Regions from separate parts of the Homo sapiens genome. Here region 2 is linked to region 1. The links are chromatin contacts, found by Hi-C or POLR2A ChIA-PET in ENCODE. All regions are on one chromosome and are shown on one strand. Each heading gives the region's core, a stretch centred on a gene start or an enhancer-like site at or near the end of the contact. The rest is flanking DNA. Distances are from core to core; before and after follow the strand shown. Region 1 overlaps RPS6KA5 (ribosomal protein S6 kinase A5). Region 2 overlaps RPS6KA5 (ribosomal protein S6 kinase A5).

Region 1 (4,789 bases), core at 1,611-4,110:
TTGTACCATTTTACATTCCCATCAGCATTGTTTGAGAGTGCCTGTTTCTCCACAGAACGTATTCTCAAACTTCTGGGCATTTGCCTGTCTCATAGGTGAGTAGTAGTGTCTCATTGTAGAGTTAATTTTCTTTTTTTCTTTACTGAATGAGGCCGAACATCTTTTCACATGCTTAAAAAGCCATATGTATTTTTTCTGAGAATTATCTATTTGTACCCTTTGCCTCTTTTTTTCCTCTCAATTTCTAGGAGCTCATAAAGTAATTAATCATTTCTGGTAGGCATTGTAAATACTTTCCCGTTTCCCATGTATTTTTTTGAGTTTGGTTATGATGCATTTACCATGCAAAAATTTATGTATAGTAAAATTTATTTTTAAAATTATTTTTATGGCTTGTGATTTTGAGTCATAGTCAGAAGACCTCCTCTACTCCTCTACTGAGTTTATAAAGGAATTAACTGATGTCTTCTTCCAGTACTTGCATGGTTTTATTTTTTGCATAGAGAACTTGGATCCATGTGGATGGCGTATGACATGAAATAAGGATCCAACTTAATCTTTTTCAAATAGCTAATTTTCCCAACACTGTTTAGTTAAAAGTCCACATTTACATTGAGTTGAGGTGCTTCCTTTTTCCTCTATGAAATTCTCATATATGTTTGGGTCTATTTGATTTTTTTCTGTTTGGTTTGTTAAGTCATGTACCAGTACTATACTGTTTTAATTTATCAAGGTTTTACAATGTATTTTAATTCTTGGTAAGGTTAGTTGCCCTCTGCCCCTGATCTTTCATTGCCTTTATTTTTCAGAGCTTTTTGGAGGACTCTTCCTGTTGGTTTATTTTTCAGCATGAACTTTAGAATCACATTGTCTGGTTTTGGGGGGAAAAACCGTAAGGTATTTTCACTGGAATTGCTGTAAATTAAAAAATTAATTTAGGGAGACTTGACATTTTTATGATATTGGTTATTCCAATTCAAGAACATGGTATGTTTGCTGATGTTGAAATCCTTCTAAGACCTTCAGGTGTGTTTTAGCATTTACTTCCTAGCCATGTTTCTTAACTGAATCTTAGATATTCTGTCATCTGTTGCTTTTGTAAATGGGGTCTTCTCTTCCACCATACCTTCTAGCTGAAAGCTATTACTTTTATATATTAGTTCTATATCCTGCTATCTTACTACATTTTCCTACCTTCCCACATTGCTCATGTCTTGCCCAGTTCCTTCTTAGCCTGCCCTGAACCATGTTGTTTGGTGTATATGGGTTTTCTTTCTCTCAGTTTTGCTGAAGGAGTAGGTCATGGAGGTTTACAGCTTTTCTTGCTGTTTTTAAAGATGTTTTAGGAGCAGATGTGGAGATTCATGTCTAGGCTGCCATCATGTGCCTACTAGTATTTATGGCTCACTGTAGACTTCTTGATGGGGCTTGTTCCATTGGGATTAAATTCGCCTTGTTTGCACAGGCTTCTCCAAATGATAAGATTATTACAATGTTAGTATTATCTTGCCATTTGCTTACCTGTGACATTTTGCTTTTAGTAACCAGATACGGAATAGACTAGCATTTCTACTTGAACTGAGTATGTGTGATTGTTTCCTACAATATGCTGTATTTACTGGTAGTTGCCTTCTCTTTATTTATATTGTATCTGTCATCTTGTAAATCAGGCATCAGGACTTTGACCAGTGAAGGGCTAGATGGTAAATATTTTAGGCTTTGCAAGCCTTAAGGTCTCTTTGACCATAGGCAGTAGTGAATAAATAGGCATGGTAGGGTTCCAATAATTTTTTTTTCTTTTTGAGATGGAGTTCACTGTCGCCTAGGCTGGAGTGCAGTGGCGTGATCTCGGCTCATTGCAACCTCTCCCTTCCAGGTTCAAGCGATTCTCCTGCCTCAGCCTCCCGAGTAGCTGGGTTTACAGGCATGTGCCACCTCACCTGGCTAATTTCTGTATTTTTAGTAGGGACAGGGTTTCACCATGCTGGCCAGGCTGGTCTTGAACTCCTGGCATCGGTAATCTGCTCGCCCTGGCCTCCCAAAGTGCTGGGATTCCAGGCATGAGCCACCGTGCCTGGCCCAAGTTCCAATAAAATTTTATTTACAAAAATGGTGGTGGACCAGATTTGGCCTCTGGTCTGTAATTTGTTGACCCCTGCTTTAAAGTTATCTATTGTTAAGTCACATTTCTGGTTTTTTTTTTTAATTCAACAACATTAATATCTTTTAAGCCTCTGATTTATAGCTAATGATATTGGATTTGGTGGATTTTTCCCTTTATATTTCTTTTACTTTTCCCAAATCTTGTAACGTGGAGATCATGTCTCCTTTTATAACTTTTTCTGTACCTGTGCATGGTTACAACAAGAGATATAAAAATATTTTTATCTGTTCTCTCTCTCTTAAAACTCATATTTATTTCAACTAACACTGAGAGGGAATTCTATGTGGAAAATAATCTGTAAAAATAATTTTTCTTTTGATGTTTTCTGGTTTCTGTTAGTGGTGATTTTGTTGAAACACCAGCTGATCTATGACTGTAATAAATTGTTACATTAATCAGAATTCACAAGATGTTAAATAAGCAAATCACCAAAGTGTTTGTAAAGGTAATGCCAAGGATCATTCCCAATAATGAATGCCATCCCAGCCTTGTAGACAGTTTTGTGATCATGAGTCATTCTTTCAATGGAGTTAAGAGGTATTTAAAAATTAAAGTTTCACTTTTGAGTATTGGTTTCATCTCAATAATTGTAAGGGTGAGCAATAATTGTAATTGCTGAGATGGTAACAGAATGGTTCATGATATATTACAGTCACTAGTATGACGAAACAGACAGTAACTGAAAACACTTCCTTGCTTTGAAGTAAATATGACTAATTCACAAGATTGATAAGATGTTCTTAGTCAGAACTTTGTAATGATTTTGATAAGCTGAAATGCATTTATAGAGTGTACTATTAGAATGTTGAGCTAAAACCAAACAAAAATAAACTGAGATGGTTTTGGCATGACATTAAAAAGAAATGACTTTCAGGTTTGTGTGGCATGTCACGTTAAGACTATATTTTAGATAGAAGATAAGAAAAGGGAGCTATCAAGAGAGATTTGGGTGGTCCAGAGGAGAAAGAGTAGGTAGAAATGAGAACAGGAGGTATGGGAGTTCATGGAAGTGAAGCATATCAGAAGGAAGAGGAAAATTTGTAGGAAAAAAAATAAAAAGAAGACCAAGTAACAGTGCAGAGAGAGAGAGAAAAAAAGAGAGAAGTGGTCTGAATCATAGGGGGCATGTGGGAATTAATAACAGCTCTTTGGAAGGTGCCACCATTTAAGAAGAAATATGAGAGAGAGAAATTCTAAGTAGGAGAATTTGAAATAGAAAGCTTAGATGTCTAGAGGTCAGCCAGAGTATTACTGGAAATAAGTAGGTGTTTGGGTGTTTGGAGAGTGAAAGCAGAACAGAATCTTTCCTTGAAAGCAGGAGATGTAGGATTTCTGTTAACTCTACGACTTCCCCTCCTACAAGCTGACTTCCATGCAATTGCACGAGCAAGACATAGCCTTAAAATAAGCTTGCTAGCCCTTTCTGTGGTTATCCTTTTGCATCTTAAATGGAAAATGGGCTATTTAGGCTGTAGTTTTTAGTAATACTTTAAAGCTTATGTAACCCAATGTCTCTGTGAATTTCACTTTCTCCATCTGCTAATAAAAGTGTATGAACTGCAGAACAATGGAGAGATTTCTGAGTTCAACGTTAAGTCAAATCAGATGTGCAAAGACGAGCAGCCTGAAACTGTGCAACAGTATGTACTTAGAAAGTCAGAATTTTGATGGAGAGCACGTGCTGTTTTACCCTAACGTTAATTCCATAAGGTATTAATTGTCAGAATGATATGAGTTGCTTAAGAATCTTGGAAATTTTGTAGAGATCTTCAGTTCAAATTCTCAGAATTAATTTACTGTTTTAAGAAACAAATTTACTGGTTTAAAGGCTATTTTTCTCTCCTCCATTCTCTACCTGCCTTTCCATATACATACAAACACACATACACACACACGGCTTGCTATTCTGAATCCAAGAAGGAAATATTATTTCATAATAACAAAGTGAAATCTACTTGCTACTGTTAAATATCTGCATAAATTATGTGTCATTGAAATGAAATATAAATTGTTTTCCTAATATGAAAGATGTGTGACCTAAATTAAAGGGCTATTATTCTGCTAAAATAAAAAGATTGTTTTGGTTATTAACTGTGTGATCTTGAACAAGACACTTAAGTTATAAGCATGATCTACAAGTTGCTAATATATCAGTTGTCTTTTTCTGCATAACTAACCCAAAATTCAGTGGGTTAACATAACCATTTTTGAGGGGCTCAATTTGGGCTGATCCATAGAGGCAGTTTTTGTGCTATTTTGCTGCCTTTGAAACACTCTTTTCCTTTTTGCCCTTTGCAAAGGGCATAAAGTTAAGTAATATGAGGACTGAAAAGTATTCATTGACTCTAGTAACAAGAGGTTATTTTTAGCTTTAAGTTATGGTGTTATCATGGAGGTAGAAGTTGTACTGTAGTATGTTAAGGAATGAATAGAGGCTGTGGTAGACTGAATAATGTCCTCCCAGAGATGCCCACATTCTAATCCCCCAGGACCTGTCAGTATGTTGAGCTACATGGTAAAGAAGAATTAAGATTACAGATGAAATTAAGACCACTAATCAGCTGACTCTAAAATTGAGAGATTATTCTGAATTATCTGGTGTGGGGCCAATGTAACCACAAGGGT
Region 2 (4,789 bases), core at 1,410-3,909, 39 kb before region 1:
TGCAATACAGTGTCATGATCTTATTCATACCAGAACTTGAAAATTAGAGGTTAGTATTGAGATTTCATTAATACCAAAAGTGTTGGAACGGAGAAAGTGAAACTGTTTATTGAGGAATAGGGAATAAGGGCTAGGACTGAAACTCCTTTCTTTGCCAAAAGTAGGAACTTTCTTACTAACATATTAGGCTTTGTTTCCCTCTTTTTTGTTTTAATTGATGAACTGATGTCTCAAAGAAAAAAAAATCTGTCAAGTAACTGAAAATTGGATAAGGTTTTGAACAAAATTTAAGTTTTAGAAATTGATGTTCTGTAGATCATTTATAATAAATTATGGCTTATTTAAGTTTAGCTGCAACAAACGATACGTTTCTATCCTTTCTGTTGCATTCACTACTAAATCTTACAATGTTACTTTTTATAATTGTTCTCCTTTTTTTCTGAAATAAAAAAATTAGAAAATAATTGAGTAGGCCATGGTTTACTTACTGCAGTATTATGTATATATTGCTGTTAATTAAATGTGCCTTGATAGTGGCAAATAGGAGTCATTCAACACTGGATCATTATGCTATTCGTCTTTTCATATTTTGATTTCATGCTTACAGCTATAGTTATAAGCAAAGGACGGAAGGACTCAATTGGTACCTTTCCATGGTGAGAATGGAATTAGAAAAAAGGAATTGGTCAAGTGGTCTAATAAGACAGTAAAGCTTGAGAGCATGATACAGCAATTTCCATGATAGGGAACCTGATGTTTGAATTGACAGGTTAGATTGTCCCATGGATAGTGCTAGAAACACATTGCCCAATTTAGAATTCTGTTTTTTAGTTTTCTTTTCTTTTTTTTTGGGACAGAGTTTTACTCTGTCTTCAAGCTGGAGTGCAGTGGCGCGATCTCAGCTCAGTGCAACCTCTGCCTCCCAGGTTCAAGCGATTCTTCTGCCTCAGCCCCCTGAGTAGCTGGGACTACAGGCGCCTGCCACCACACCTGACTAATTTTTGTGTTTTTAGTAGAGACGGGGTTTCACCATGTTGGCCAGGATGGTCTCGATCTCTTGACCTCGTGATCCACCCGCCTCGGCCTCCCAAAGTGCTTGGATTACAGGCATGAGCCACCGTGCCTGGCCTGTTTTTTAGTTTCCATTTTGTCCAGTCTATCTTTTGTTGTCCATTCTTTTATACATTTTTGTTCTTTTGATTAGGAAAGTTCAAGTTCTTCTGATCTGCATACAGTGATTTGTATTTCGTAAGGTGACTTTGCATAGATCTCATTTCATCTTCTGAGGTGTGTTTTTGGCCAAGCTGACTGCTGAGGCATTCTATTGTTGCTCCAGGGTACTGCTTCTCTGGTACTTCCTTCAGAGACCATTTGTGTTGGTGAGAAAGCCTATGGTTTGTTTTTTTCCTGCCCTTGACACCTTAACATATCCTTCTCTCTGTTCTTGAATTCTTGAGTCTCTTCTGTCCCGGATCCCATTATTTATCACTGCGTGAAGAACCTGCTCCCTTAGGAACCACCCTCCCATCTCTACTTTTTCTAGCCTTTCCTACATTCCATTTTCCCATGGGTTTTCTCTGTCATCTGTCTTAAGTTGGAAAAAAGTTTCATATGATTCTTTCCCATTTCCCCTGTATTCCTTTTCATTATACCCTCATTCCTTGAACAGAATTGTTATTGTTTTGTTTTTCCATCCACACCCCTATAATGCAACCTTCCTGTGTAAATTTTAGGCTTAAGCTTTTCTATTCACATACTTTTATGCTGAGGCTTGGATTTTTATTTGGGCTGTTAGATGCCCATTTTGACATTGACATTAGGGGTTTCAAACCATCCTTAAAAGGTTAGATGTGACTTGCAATGTTATTGAACAATTTGATGATCCGGGATATTATGGCTCTATGAAATCTCCATGGTTCTTGGAGCTAGCTTGTTTTTATTCTGGGAAGAATTTTCTAGCTCCCCAGCTTACGGCCTGAATGGTTAGAGTCCAGCCAGTGCTGTTTGACTTTATAGTTCAAAGGGGGTCATTTCTGTGGTCACTATCCTATTTAACAGTCATGTCATGGTATGTCAAGGTAGGTCATCATACAAATAATCTGCATTCTGTTTTGACTGTTTTATTTTTAAAAATAATATCTCCTCCTTTTAAACTTTAAAAAATTTAGTAAAGTTTAGTAAACTTTCAAAAATTTAGTAAAAAATGTAGTAAAAATTCACTTCCTTCATTATGCTTTTTGAAATCTGGCTTTTTTTCTCATTCTTCCCCTATTAATGGTTCTTAAAAAAAAAAAAAAATCGCTGTTGACCTAACCAAATTAGAGTGTCTCAGTCTTCATGCACTTCCACCTTCTTGCTGCATTTGACTGCATTGATACTTCTTTTTTGATGTTCTTTCTTTGAATTTCATACATGGTTAGTTGAACCACTTCTCTGGCTCTTTTTCTTCTTGCCTCATAACTCTAGGTAATCATCAAGACTTGCCTTTCCTTTCCTGTGGTCTCTTGAAGGGCGTTCGTCTTAAAGCTTTAGCCATTGCCTTTCTCCTAGTAACTCTGTGCATGATGTCTCTGCAGAACTTTAGTTCCTTGTCTAGAGCTGCCTACATGAAAGCTCTTTTGGGGTTTTTTTCTGCCATTCTTCAAAATCAGTGTTGAAACCAAAAAACTTCCCCTTTTGACTTCCTTATTCTGTTGGTAACACTGCCATTCACCAGACTTGCATTTCTTATGCTTTAGATATAGGGCTGTCTTAGTCTGTTCAGGCTACAATAATTAAAATACCTTAGACATGGCCAGGCATCATGCCTGTAATTCCAGCACTTTAGGAAGCCAAGGAGGGAGGGTTGCATGAGCCAGGAGTTTGAGACCAGCTTGGGCAACATAGTGAGACTCGGTCTCTATTAAAAGAAAAAGCCCAGCAACCTTGGATTAGGTAATTTATAAACAACAGAAATTTATTTTTCACAGTTCTAGGCACCAGGAGGTTCAGTGTCTGGTGAGGGCTCTCTGCTTCATAGATGATGTTTTCTAGCTGTGTCCTCACATGGTGGAAGGGGCCAGCAGGCTCGCTCTAGCCTCTTTTATAAGAGCACTAATCCCATCCATGAGGGCTCTGCCCTAGTGACCTAATCACTTTCCAGTGGCCCCACCTCTTAATGTCAACACACTGGGGATTAGATTTCAACATACAATTTTGAGGAGAAACATTCACACCATAGCAGGGGCCAATAGGGAAAAAAATGGAACAGAAATTGAGTTAATTTATCTTTGAAAGTGAGGACCCTGTCCTGTGCCTTTTGTAGTTTCAGCACCCAAGACAGGTATTCAATGAATGTTTCTTAAACTGAGCATTACAGTGATTCTTGGGTTCACTCTTTCCTCTAGTTTTTACTCAGACCAGACCCTCATTAGTACACATCTTTTTTACTGCAATACCTCATTGTTTTTTAGCAATCATTTTTCCTTGCTTCTATGCACATTGTACATTACTGCCAGGAGAATTTTTCTAAAACATTACTTTTATGTAGTGAAGAGCCATTATTACTTACGGATTCAATTAAAACTAGTTAGTCTGGCATTCCAGGTTTTGAGCCAGCTAGTTCCATATACCTATTTTATGTTATGTTTTTCTCACATAAATTCATTATAGCTAGTTAGAACAGTCTTTTTATTATTCTCTCGTAGTAACATAGTTATTTCTACTTATACCTTTGCCCCAGCTGTTCTTCCAGTACAGAATTTCCCAGCCATCCTCTCATTTTTTTGCCAGTACAAATCCTGTACTTCTTAGCTAAAGACCTAACACGTAGCCCAGAACGTTGGCCTTTAGTAGGCACTCTTGACTGTTGAGTAAATGGGGACCTGTATTCTCAATGAGCTTTTCTAACCAGCTTCACATGATATTCTCCTTCATGTCCACATACTCCACAGGCCTGTTTATTAACTTACATTTCTCATATCTTATTTCAAGTTTAATAAATGATTAATTCATTGAATAAAATCTGGCATATGAGTGCCTTAGCATATACTGTGAAATGTATTTGAAATGGCTTCAAAAGCATTATTGTTCTCTTTATTTCTACCTTAATTGTAAAAGTGCTTTTAAATTAAGCCTTTAACATAAGTGAATCATTGGATCTAATCAAATGATTTCAGCACATGCTCTGTGCAATTACATTTGTGCAGCTTAGCTGAAACTATGGCAACAGAGTGAAAAATGCATTTTTACCGATCATTTTCCTCCATAGGAGTGGGAAGTTCCAAGTTAAACATCTCACAACTTTAAAAAATTATTATACAAATTATACTTACAATAGCATTGCTTAGAAAGTTAGGAAGCCATTTATCAATCATAGGTTTGTGGCTGAAATCCTGGAAGACCATGCCAAGGGTTAACAATAGTTACCTTTGAGTGTTGGGATTATGGGAGATTTTTAAGGTCTGCTTTAGGCCTATTTTTTCAAAAAACAGTGAACCTGGATAATTTTATGAAGAAAACAACAACAAAGTTATTTAAATCTGAAGGAAAAGACAATTTTCCTTTTATCCTTAAGTTTACTGTTTTTAAAATTACATCAATCACCACCTCATATCTACTAGGATGGCTACTACCAAAAAAAAAAACAAAATAGTAAGTATTGGACAGAATGTGGAGAAATTGGAACCCTCTTGCACTGTTGATGGGAATGTGAAAAGGTACCTGTGAGGGGATTTCACAAAATTCATGGAAAAAATGGTTAAAATTGCTTTGTGAGAGCATTAAAACTATTTACACCTCTTTTTCCCTA

What was found. A loop is a pair of places that touch in the nucleus more often than their neighbours do. ChIA-PET counts read pairs that join two places held with the same protein, here RNA polymerase II (POLR2A). Pooled maps may share reads with other maps.
Region 2: a map with no recorded cell type shows a loop between it and region 1 (5-fold over the local background). The contact joins two enhancer-like sites. A Hi-C loop is called at or near these places in 3 of 37 single-sample maps with no recorded cell type and 10 of 50 pooled maps. POLR2A ChIA-PET finds 5 or more read pairs at or near these places in 3 of 52 experiments (OCI-LY7, activated CD4-positive, alpha-beta memory T cell and activated naive CD4-positive, alpha-beta T cell).

The regions. Positions count from the first base shown.
Region 1 is chr14:90,968,327-90,973,115 of GRCh38, reverse strand. All of the region lies in intron 3 of RPS6KA5 (ribosomal protein S6 kinase A5), which reads left to right. Among named protein-coding and RNA genes, the nearest start is that of RPS6KA5, 90 kb to the left of the region's middle. Within about 2 kb of position 2,860, at least 2 of the 41 ENCODE cell types and tissues checked have a DNase peak (open chromatin) inside an H3K27ac peak, as active enhancers do.
Region 2 is chr14:91,007,546-91,012,334 of GRCh38, reverse strand. The region is part of intron 1 of RPS6KA5 (ribosomal protein S6 kinase A5); the gene reads left to right. Among named protein-coding and RNA genes, the nearest start is that of RPS6KA5, 51 kb to the left of the region's middle. RefSeq lists enhancers at 2,477-2,686, 2,697-2,746. Within about 2 kb of position 2,659, at least 8 of the 41 ENCODE cell types and tissues checked have a DNase peak (open chromatin) inside an H3K27ac peak, as active enhancers do.